Linked DNA regions of Homo sapiens: region 1 is linked to region 2. A link is an interaction called in ENCODE POLR2A ChIA-PET data of the cell type or tissue named here. Cell type or tissue: HCT116. All regions are shown on one strand. Links, peaks and the distances in the headings refer to the core of each region. The heading gives the core; the rest is flanking DNA.

What was found. ChIA-PET counts read pairs that join two places held together with the same protein. Peaks named below come from ENCODE experiments on the same cell type or tissue, not always from the same donor. Only the 100,000 strongest peaks of a DNase experiment are listed, where the experiment ranks them.
Region 1: POLR2A ChIA-PET joins it to region 2 with 5 read pairs; 2 of 35 experiments call an interaction of 5 or more read pairs at or near these places.

The regions. Positions count from the first base shown.
Region 1 is chr2:142,420,357-142,425,747 of GRCh38, reverse strand. No RefSeq gene overlaps it. Among named protein-coding and RNA genes, the nearest start is that of LRP1B, 290 kb to the right of the region's middle. In HCT116, for the core only: no CTCF peak of the experiment used is centred there; no DNase peak of the experiment used is centred there.
Region 2 is chr2:142,528,408-142,533,798 of GRCh38, reverse strand. No RefSeq gene overlaps it. Among named protein-coding and RNA genes, the nearest start is that of KYNU, 350 kb to the left of the region's middle. In HCT116, for the core only: no CTCF peak of the experiment used is centred there; DNase peaks (open chromatin) are centred at 2,142 and 2,338.

The DNA.
Region 1 (5,391 bases), core at 109-5,108, 110 kb after region 2:
TTATATGCCTGCCACTGAAGGTACAAGGTTAAGCAGAATCAATACAAACGTCTGTTGCAGTATAACTTTCATGTTTCAACATTTAAAAGGAAGACACAATGACTAAAGGGAAGTTTCTAATTTTTCCTACTCATGTTGAGCCTTTTGTGAAGGGAGTCTGCTGAAAATATTATTTAGAATGAAAAAAAGTGCAGATTATGAAAATAATATTATGCAAATGAAAAAGTAGAAAATAAAAAGAGAGAAGTAGACACAATTTGTACTTTGGTAGTGATTAGGAAAGAATGATCTGAGGAAGTGGAACTTTTGTCTAAGAGGAAGAAGGAAATCAGAGTAAGGTGAAGAATGATGGTATATGGCTTCTTAAAACCTTCCTATATTTTGTGTTTAAAGAAAATGTAACAGCTTGAATGAAAGATTGCAGGTCATATGTAGGAGAAGGGGATAAAGTAACTCAACCTCTGAAGGTAGTAGAGTATAAGACTTTTAGACCCAGTTACTTCAATAAATAAAAAGAACAAACTACAATTACAAAGAAAAATATGTACAGGGGAACGGAAAGATATGCTAATTATAATTTGAGACTAAATACTCTGTGTAGCATATACAGGCAAAAAATGCCAAGAGATAAATGTTTCCGAAATTAATTAGTCAATTAATTAATAAAACAGAAGAAAGAATAAAAAAGTAAAAGGAAACAAACTTTCAGCACACGGTTATTTAATTTTAAGCAATTGATATTCAATTTCTGTAGAAACTTTGTTGGACTGGCTTATGGGAGTTGGATTGTAAATATGTATAATATGTAAATAACTTTTAATATATTTGAAGGATTTAAAAAGAGGGATAGTAGATATGAAAGTGCTGTACAATGAATATCATTACAGACACTAGGAATGTTGAAAGGAATACCCAAAGAACATTTCCAATTCTTATCTCATATCATCTGCTTATATGTATTTAATTTCCCACAGAGGGTCACTTTTAAAATATAAGCCATTCCTTATTGAATTTACTTTTTCAACTTATCTTTTTTCAAAGCACTACCTCTTAGGATTTTTATATAGTGGGATTCATTTGCCTGCTTTTCTATGTTTATGTTTATTGTTTTTGTCATCCAAAGATTCTAAAAAGCAGGAAGCATAACCATTTACATTGCCAAGTCCGGAAGAAGTAAATATTATCATACAATAATGATTGTCAGAGATTAATTCACTGGGTGATATTTAAAACAATTCCATTTTGGAAAAGCAATTCAATTTCAATTTCTTATCCAGCTTTCATCTTCTAGTAAAATTCATGGTAAAACCGGATAAGTCTTTTTAATATGTAGTCAACTCTCAATTACCCTGCAAATCTTGCTTGCAAACACTGAATGTTCTTACAAAGATGTCACTTTGACCACATTTTAAGAATCCTCAGTGGCTCTCAGTCATTGAAGAAAGGGTTTTACAAAATATGGGTCCCAAGTTTATGGCTTTAAAAGAAATACCAACAACACCATGGCATAACTATGAAACTCCTTTTTGTTTTTACTGTGATTCAATTTTGCCAGAACTACTCGTTATAAAATTTCTTCAGCCTGTCTCATGTACTTTTGCATGCTCATTATTTTGCTTAGAACCCACTTGTTAGAATAGCACATTATTGCAATGTTTCTTCATGTCAGTGATAATCCAAAAATTTCAACAGAATAAGCATCAGTTCTATGTACTGATATTTTAGAACACATTTTATAATAAAAAAGATCAAGATTACCTTAAATGTACATCAGAAACTAAGATTTGGGGGAAAGAAAAGAGAACAGGCAATACTCTCAAATGGAAACCGAATAGTGACCCAACTGCCAAGTTTTGTCCATTGGACTTCATAAGAATCTCTACACACTGCACTGTCAACAGGATAAGCCCCAGCATTTGCATTATAGTTTCAAAGCTCATTCCAGCAAAGCTATATTCAGTAGGCAATTTCCCCTGTAGATAGCATGTGCAGTTTCATTTTACCTGTCTTCAGACTGACACTTTGCTCATTATAGTAGTAAAAAATACAACCCTGGATGGAGATTTAATTTGCTAATGAGACAAACAATGTATGAATAAGCATGTACAGCTGTGTATGTGCACCCAGAGGACCACCCAGGACATGCTTACTAGTGACACTTCTCCCTCCCTTCTTATGAATAATCATGTAAGACCCCCATAAAGGGAGTTTCCCAAGTAACAGTCCACACTGTCTCATCCTTAGGAGCAGCCTGTCTGAATTGTCTCTCATAATGTACTATCTATTCTGTGCCTAACTTTCAGATTATTCTTTGTTTTTTGCAATAAATTGCACTATACTGCATCTTCTTTGCTGTGTGTCTCTTGTTTAAATTCCTTTAAACCAAGAAGATAAGAACTGAGGTTTCACAACAACTGTCAACAACTACAGACCACCATCATTTCTTGCCTGGATTCATGAAGAACACTTTGCTATCTGGTTCCTAGTCACTCCTCTATTTCTTCTGTGAACTCTCTGCCTTCATCCCTCAGTGCTATTGGCAGGTGTCTGAAACTACCCTGTTTCCTATATCTCCAGGCATTTGCCCATCCTGTTTCTTCGGTGTGTATTGCCTTTCCCAATGTTGCTTTCTTTCTACTGTTTTCATGCTTCAGGACAGGGCTTAAATACTACTTCTTCCAAGAACAAAACAATGTTCCTAGGGCTGCTGTAACAATGTACCACTAACAGGGTGGCTTAAACAATAGAAATTTATTGCTTCACAGTTCTGGAGGGCGGAAGTCCAAGATCAAGCTATTGGCAGGCTTGAGTACTGTGAGGGAAAACCTGTTCCATGCCTCTCTCCTGGCTTCTAAAGATTTGCTGGCTATTTTTTGCCATTTTCTGGCTTGTAGATGCATCACCCTGATCTCCATCTTCATCTTCATATGATATTTTCCCTGTGTGTGTGTGTGTGTCTCTCTCTCTGTAAATTTCTCATTTTTACAAGGGCACCAATTATATTAGATTAGGGCCCACCCTGTAGAAATCCTATCTCCAAATAAGATCACATTCTTAATTACTGGGGGTTAGGGGTCAAACATTTCTTTTCTTAGTGGAGACATAAACACAAAACAAATAAATGTGCTAGTCCTTCCAGGAAACCTGCTAGATTACTATTTAAATTTCAAAGCCTTTTTGTGTTATTGTTCATGTATCTCAGGATTGAAATTATCTGCTTATGTATTTATCTCCCAAGTAGACTATAAGAAGATTAAAAGAGAGAAGACACTGTAAGGTTTATATTTTTTAGCACAAAAGGGGCAAAAGCATTTGCTTAATAAATAAATAAACGGACCCTTGGAATTTCAAATAAATTTTAATTTACCTTGAAAAATATTTTTACAAGATATTACAGTAGACATGCGGTGGGATTCAGAGTAATTTCCATCACAACATGACTTTTGATCTTGGCAAGTGGCATGTCTACATGCAGTACATGGACATGTCTTAGAGGAAACACAAGGTATAATTATGCGGGTTAAACTTTAGCTATATTTTGCTCTTCCTCCATTAACAGGGCAATTCAAAAGCTTTTTAAAGAGGATTTGGAAATCGCAGAACTGCTAACAAACCAGGCGTTGAGACTGGAGTTAAGAGGTGAATTTGTATAAGCATTTTCTGGATATTATTAACCGATTTCATCTATTGGGCTAAGTGTATTTTTAAAAAATATTCATGTTCTTATGAATGTATATTCTCAAGAACTACAGGATTGTTATAGTTATGAATACATAGAATGAGTATGGATGTATTAAGTTGATGATTCAGATTTTGAGCAACATTCAAAGAATCCACATGGCAGCCAGAGTGTCCTTGTCCTTAAAAATCTACATTAAATTGATTGAACCCCCATTTTATAAGATGAAGAAAGTTCAGACTCCCCACTGTTTTAAAATATTGTGGGGGACTTGTACTCCCATAACCAATTCTAGCCATATCCCTATTTCCAAAGAATTATATCAATTTATGAACTATGTTTCTCTTAACTAGGTGTGGTCTGTATTCAGTTGTGAATTGTTGAAATTGATATAAAACTTACTCTCCCTTAAGATTAAGAATCAACACACACACACACACACACACACACACACACACACACACCAGGCCCTGTGCCACTGGAAAACCTTAAAAATGTTCTGGGGACATAGAAGAGCATTAAACATTATATAGGAAAATAGATATTCTTCTCTTAAACCCTTTTTCAGTTGACAGCCTTGAGGGGCTCTCACTTGCCTTTTAATCACATTGAAAACAGTGTTTTCCCCATCCTTCTCCCCATCCTACCACTTCACCCCCTCATTCTCTTTGTACCTCCAGTCTACATTTATCTCAAATTCTTTATATCTTACACTAAATTCGACTTCCCCCAGTTCAGATATCTAGCTTCAGCTTATTGTTGCTTACCTAACACCCATCAGAATATTTGTGCAAACAAAAGCAATAATCTGTTTAGCAATGTGAAATCAGAGACTCTGAGGGTCTCAATAAGATCACTGTATTAGAAAGGTCCTATGATAGGAAAGAGATTATTTTTCTTTTCTTAGAATTAGAAGCCAAAATTTTGATTTTGTTTTTCCTCAATGTGTATACCTTTAATATATGCAAATATGAAACAATAAGACATATTTACTTGTGATTGCTCTTAACTGAATCCAATTCTATGTCTCATCCAGTTCTATGCCCCAGCACCACTCCCAGGTAAAAAAGAGCTTCGACTCTCAGACTCTCAGATCTCTTTATAGGTAAAGAATGAATCAGAGAGTAGGATAGAACTAGAGAAACCAAAAGCAAAGAAGGGAGGATTTAGCAAAGTACATAGATCAAACTATTTAATAAAGAATGAGGAGAGAGCAGAAGAGGAGAGGCGGTAAAGAGAAAAAAAAAATATAGCACTTGCTGGAAATTGAAAGACAGCCTCACAGGAGCAGACCTCAGCAGCTGCTAAGGATAAGTACTAGGGAGGGAGAAGAAAGCTCCTGAGCAGTCTTGCACTGTAATTTGGATCCCCTTTAATGTTCTTAGAGACTGCAAACAAAGACTGCAATTTTCTTTTTAATTATGACTTCATGGCTCAGCTGTCCATCTTTGAATGTAATTCCACAGGTGAGAACAGGACAGAAGTCTCTAGGATTTGTTAGAATCACCTTTACAAGGCCAGGCACAGAGGCTCATGCCCGTAATCTCAGCACTTTAGGAGGCCAAGGCGGGCATATCACCTTAGGTCAGGAGTTCGAGACCAGAGTGGCCAACATGGAGAAACCGCCCCCCCACCCCCCACCCCCATCTCTACTAAAAATACAAAAATTAGCTGGGAATAGTAGCAGGAACCTGTAATCCCAGCTACTCAGG
Region 2 (5,391 bases), core at 158-5,157:
GGCATATTGTAGTTTTATTTGCTAAATCTGGCAACCCTAAACATTGTAACTCTTGGAAAAAGTACATACACTTTTGAGAGATATATTTATGCTAGCCAACTCTATCACACTCTCCTTAACTCTCTTGATTGATTATTTTAAATAGGAAACTCATTTGTACATAATGGATGAAGATAATTTTTATATTTATTTCTGGCCCTAACATCTCCAAAAGAACCACATGTTTTCATTTCCTGTAGTGCAGAACTCTTTAGCAGAAATCTTTGAGGCGGAGTCTCTGCGTTCCGTGGCTGCAAAGTGCAGAGCTAGGAGAAGTTCATTTGACCTCTTCACTAACCATAGCCATCAATGTATTTCCACTTCATTTATTTTTCAACCCCTGAAGTCACAGCACAAATAGAAAAACTTCAGCAGAGTAATTATATGACAGTGGGTGCAGAAAAAGGTGCCCAAAGTGACATGCATTGGAGCGTTAAAAATATTGTAATCAATGAGACTTCTTACTCAATGATATGACTCATTTGTTTTTAAATATCTTGGGGCCACGTGTGGTCCTTGACTGGAGGCAGAATCACAGCACTAGCTTTTGAGGAAACTTCATAGAGTCTTGTCATCTTTACCTCTTGGAAGAATTGTTTTCAAATAGTAATTGCTTATTTCTACCTATTAAAATTTGTGATGGTCTGGTGCATGCCTATAGTCTCAGCTGCTTGGGAGACTGAGGTGGGAAGATCACTTGAGTCCAGGAGTTTGAGGCTGCAGTGAGCTATGACCACAACTATGAACATTCATGGAACTCTAGCCTGGGCAACATAGCAAGAATCTGTCTCTAAAATAATAATAATAATAGAGTAGTCCCTGGCATATGGCATAGGCATAAGATTGTAGGCTTTAATAAATACTTTTAAAAATAAAACAAAATTTGTGATGATAAAATCTCTTGCATGAAAAAAAAAAAAGGTTATCTCCTTTTCTAGACATTTAGAAATCTTTGTCTAAAAAGGTCTTTTTTTCTTCATGTTATCTGCTTGGGCCTGTTTCCTTAATGCTTTTATCCATTTTTTTACACAGAATGACTTTAGGCTCCAGTTTTCTCATTTGTAAAATTATGATAGTAATATTTATCTCCCTTAGTTGTCATGAGGATTAAATGAGATGAATGTCAAAGTTCTTAGCTTAGTTCTGAACCACAGCAGCTTAATAGATTATTTGACACTGGCTGACTAAATGTCTTCTGATGTACTACTCATACCATTTTGCAACTTAACATTCACACACTCAGGAGCTCACACTCACACTCAGAAGCTGTTTCCTTACACATACTGATGCAGGATTTTTCTTCTTGGTCACTTTGCAAGCCAGGGACCCTTGGCCGGAGAAGCCCCACCCCGGCCTCATTAGGCCATGCTGGCATGCCTCAGCTTGCCTCTGTTATAGCTTGTACCCACATTCAGCGGTTCCTGAGCTCTTGTACTGTGCCCAAGAAGAATGAGGATATGCTAGACATTGAAGGATAAGGAGGATGAAGAATTTTACTGAGTGATGAAACAGCTTTCAGTGGAGAGGGGATGCAGAGGGGGTCCCTCTACCCAAAGGTGGGAAAGACCCCCGTGTGGCTGGGTCCGGGGCCTTTTATGGACTTGTTATGGAAAGTGCATGCTGATTGGTTTGTGAGTATGCATAAAAGGTTAAAGCAAAGACACCACTCAAAGGTGGCCACGACAGTGTAGAAAAACCAACTAGGAAAGCGTAGGTATATATAAGATAGGTGAACAGGAAGAAAGAAACAGGAAGACAAATTCTCAATTGGGTCTGAGGATTTAACTTGTAGCTTGGCTTTCAGGCTTTAAACGGTCTTCGGCTTGGAGGTGGGGTTTCACCGGGGACCCGTTCCTATCTGCCTAGGCATTTGGCTACCTCCTGTCGCTCTCAATACAATGCTTCTGACAGCAAATGTGTGGGTTTTTTACACACCAAACGATTCTCCAGCTTCCTGGGCACTTGCTGGGTGTCCCGCAGTTTAATTGAACTTTGACCCTGTCTATCTGGCATTAGCATCAGATCCCATAAGTAAAAGGGCTCAGTCCCACAAGACTGTCCTTACTTCTGATGCCGGTTGCACGTTTGAGCCTCCCATATATCTGACAGACTGGCTATAAATCCAGGGTTACTATGACACCTTCCTCCTGTTCAGTAGTTTGCTAGAATGACTCACCAAGCTCGGGAAAACACTTTGCTTACATTTACTGGCTTATCACAAAGAATACAACTCAGGAACAGACATACAGAAGAGATTCATGGGCAAGGCTTGGTCAGTGTTGCAGGAGGGAGTGTGATGCTCCCTCCTAGCACCTTGATGTGGTCACCTACCCAGAAACTCACGGAATCTTGTGGCTCAGGAGTCTTTATAGAGCTTAATCTCCCTTTCTTCCACCCTCTTCCTGGAAGTAACTCTGCAGGGCTGAAAGTTTTAACCCTCCAATTACCTGTTGTTTCTGATGATCTGCCCCATACTAAGGCTATCTAGGGGCTCTACCCTAAGTCACCATATTAACATAAACCTAGATGTGATCAAAAGATGCTTGTTAGGAGTAAGAAAAGGAGAAAAGACGCTCCTGTATCTATTCTAGTGTTTTCTGTATTTTTTCCTGTATCTTTTCCTAGTGTTTTAGGAGCCCTGTACTAAGAACTGGGGACAAAAAGACCAAATGTATTTATTATACCATAGGTATCTTCTACATAATGTTAAGTGTATAATGGTTATAATTTCAGTGTTACTATGCATTTGTTCTAAAAGACTCGGTGGCTTGTATTTACTTGTGTTTGTGTTGGTAAGCTTCTTCATAAACATTTATAAACATTCTATTACCAAATTGAAACACATTTAGATTTCTTTAACTGATGGAAACTTCAAATGAGAAGCAATCTGAAACTTGCCTAATAGTTACCCTTATTATTCGTAACAATTAAACACTTTTCAAAGAACTTGAAAAAATGTCGTATGTCTACAATGAAAGCATAATCTGAGGAAGGCAATTTGTTTAGAGTGACAGCCTGATTTGTTACAAAAATAAATCAATAAGACAAAAGATTGTCCAAATGTATCCCATCCTCTTTAAAACATTGACAGGCTGAAGAATGAGGTTTGTTCAGAATAAAATGATAGCAGGCTCATCACAATAGGTAGCATTTTCAGTAATACAAGATTCTTAGAACCACTACAGCTGGGAAAACAAATAAACATCTCAAAATTAGATATAATGTTGGTTTTCGTGTCATATAATTTGTAATATAGCACTGAGTTATTGTGACAGAGAAAAAGAAAAAAAAAGAGGGTCAAAGGGAGCAGAAAGCTTAAAAAAGAACATCAATATCCTTGTGAACTCATTTACACTTTAAGTAATGAACACAGATTTTATTTTTGAAATTTCCTATCTCCTACACTGGCCATGTTTTATGATTTCATGCAATTACCCAAAACATACGTCACAACTACTGAAGAACATTCAAGCTTAAAATGCATTTTTTTTTAGCAAGAAGATAAATATAAGAGCTATAAATATTAGTGAGATACATACCTCCTAGTATTTCATGGGTCAGAAAAATGAGTGCAAACACTTATTGAGATAGAAGAGTATTAAACAATGCAGCCTTAGTTAACAGTCTTGCTCTTGGCCCAACTGCACTAGGTATCAAGGGCTGTGATCATAATGTATTTAAAATATTCAGGTGCACAATTTACTAAATCTAGTCAAACAAAATAAATGAGTAATTACTTCATACTTAGCCTTTAATTAAAACAGAATTCTTTCTTGAAGGATAACTCATTAAAAAAAAGTTTGTTCTTCTCAAAGGAGGGTATATTTTCCCTTTCTACTGAATCAATATTAAAACCTAATGAAAAACCCTACATGCGTTACAAATACAGTGAATGAATGGAACAGGCATTGCTTTTATGAATATGGCTTACAAGAATACAGGCCTGGCATTGCCCAAGCTTGTTACAAATATCGTCCAGCTCATAATTTGAGGTCGGTGGAATCAGAAGGCAGTTCATTATTATGAGCATGTTTGAGATTAAAAGGGAAAAAACAATGATGGCTGGTTTGGATGAGTTATCAAATAGACTCAAGGAGAATATTTGACATAAGGCTTAGAGCCTAGGAATTAAAGAGCCTAGGAGAATGTGAGTAAGAGAAAATAGGTGGCATTAAATGGGTGAGTGAAGGGCAGTGTTATACGGTAATCCCTCAGTATCTACAGGGATTGGTTCCAGGATCCCCCCAACTCCCCGGGATAGCAATAACCTCAGAGGCTTAAGTCCCTTATATAAAATAGCATAGTATTAGCACATAACCTATCCACCTTCTTTCATATATTAATTATCATACCTAGTACAGTGTAAATGCTACATAGTTGCTAAGCTCTATTTTTATTATATTATTTTTATTCTTTTTTCTGAATGTGTTTGATCTGTAGTTGGTTGAATCCTCGGATGTGGAACCTGTAGATATGGAATAATTATTGTATAACATTTCTAGAAGCAAGTGTTACCATATGGGATATAATGGTTAAAAAGATGAACTTTGGATTTAAACACCTCTTGGTTTAAAACTTGATTCTTCCCTTTACTAACTGTGGGACTTGTCAGTTCTAGAAGTCTCAAGAACTTCATCTCTGAAGCAATGAAGATGATGATAGTGATATCTGTCACAAGATTTTATATCATGAAGTGAGACGTGTAAGCAGAGATTATAGCACTCATTACACATAACAGTGATAGCTCTTTCTATTTCATGGGTGGGCCACATCCATTTCAAAAAACCTGGAATGAGCAGAATGCTTGCAACTATGTAATATGCAAGGAGAAAATAAAACTGTGCAGTCAAAGGTGGATAATGATGCTCATTCAAAATAAGAAGTTAATGTGGAAAAATTTAATGATAAAACACAATGAATTTAATATATATTCAGTATGAAAAGTATCCAAACAAAAGAAATTATTATATTAAAAACACACCTGTACTTGTATGTTTATTGCAGCACTGTTCACAATAGCAAAGGCATGGATTCAAACTAACACTAATCCATCAATGGGAGATTAGATTAAAAATATGGTGTATATGTGCCATGGAATCCCATGCAGCCATAAAAAAATGAAATCATCACCTTTGCAGCAATATGGATAGATCTGGGGGACATTATTGTAAGTGAAATAACTCAGAAACAGAAAATTAAATAGCTCATGGTCTCACTTATAAACAAGAGCGAAACAAGGGGTCACATGGACATAAAGATGAAAATAATACATGGGGCGCAGTGGCTCATGCCTGTAATCTCAGCATTTTGGGAGCCAAAGACGGGCGGATCACTAAGTCAAGAGATGGAGAA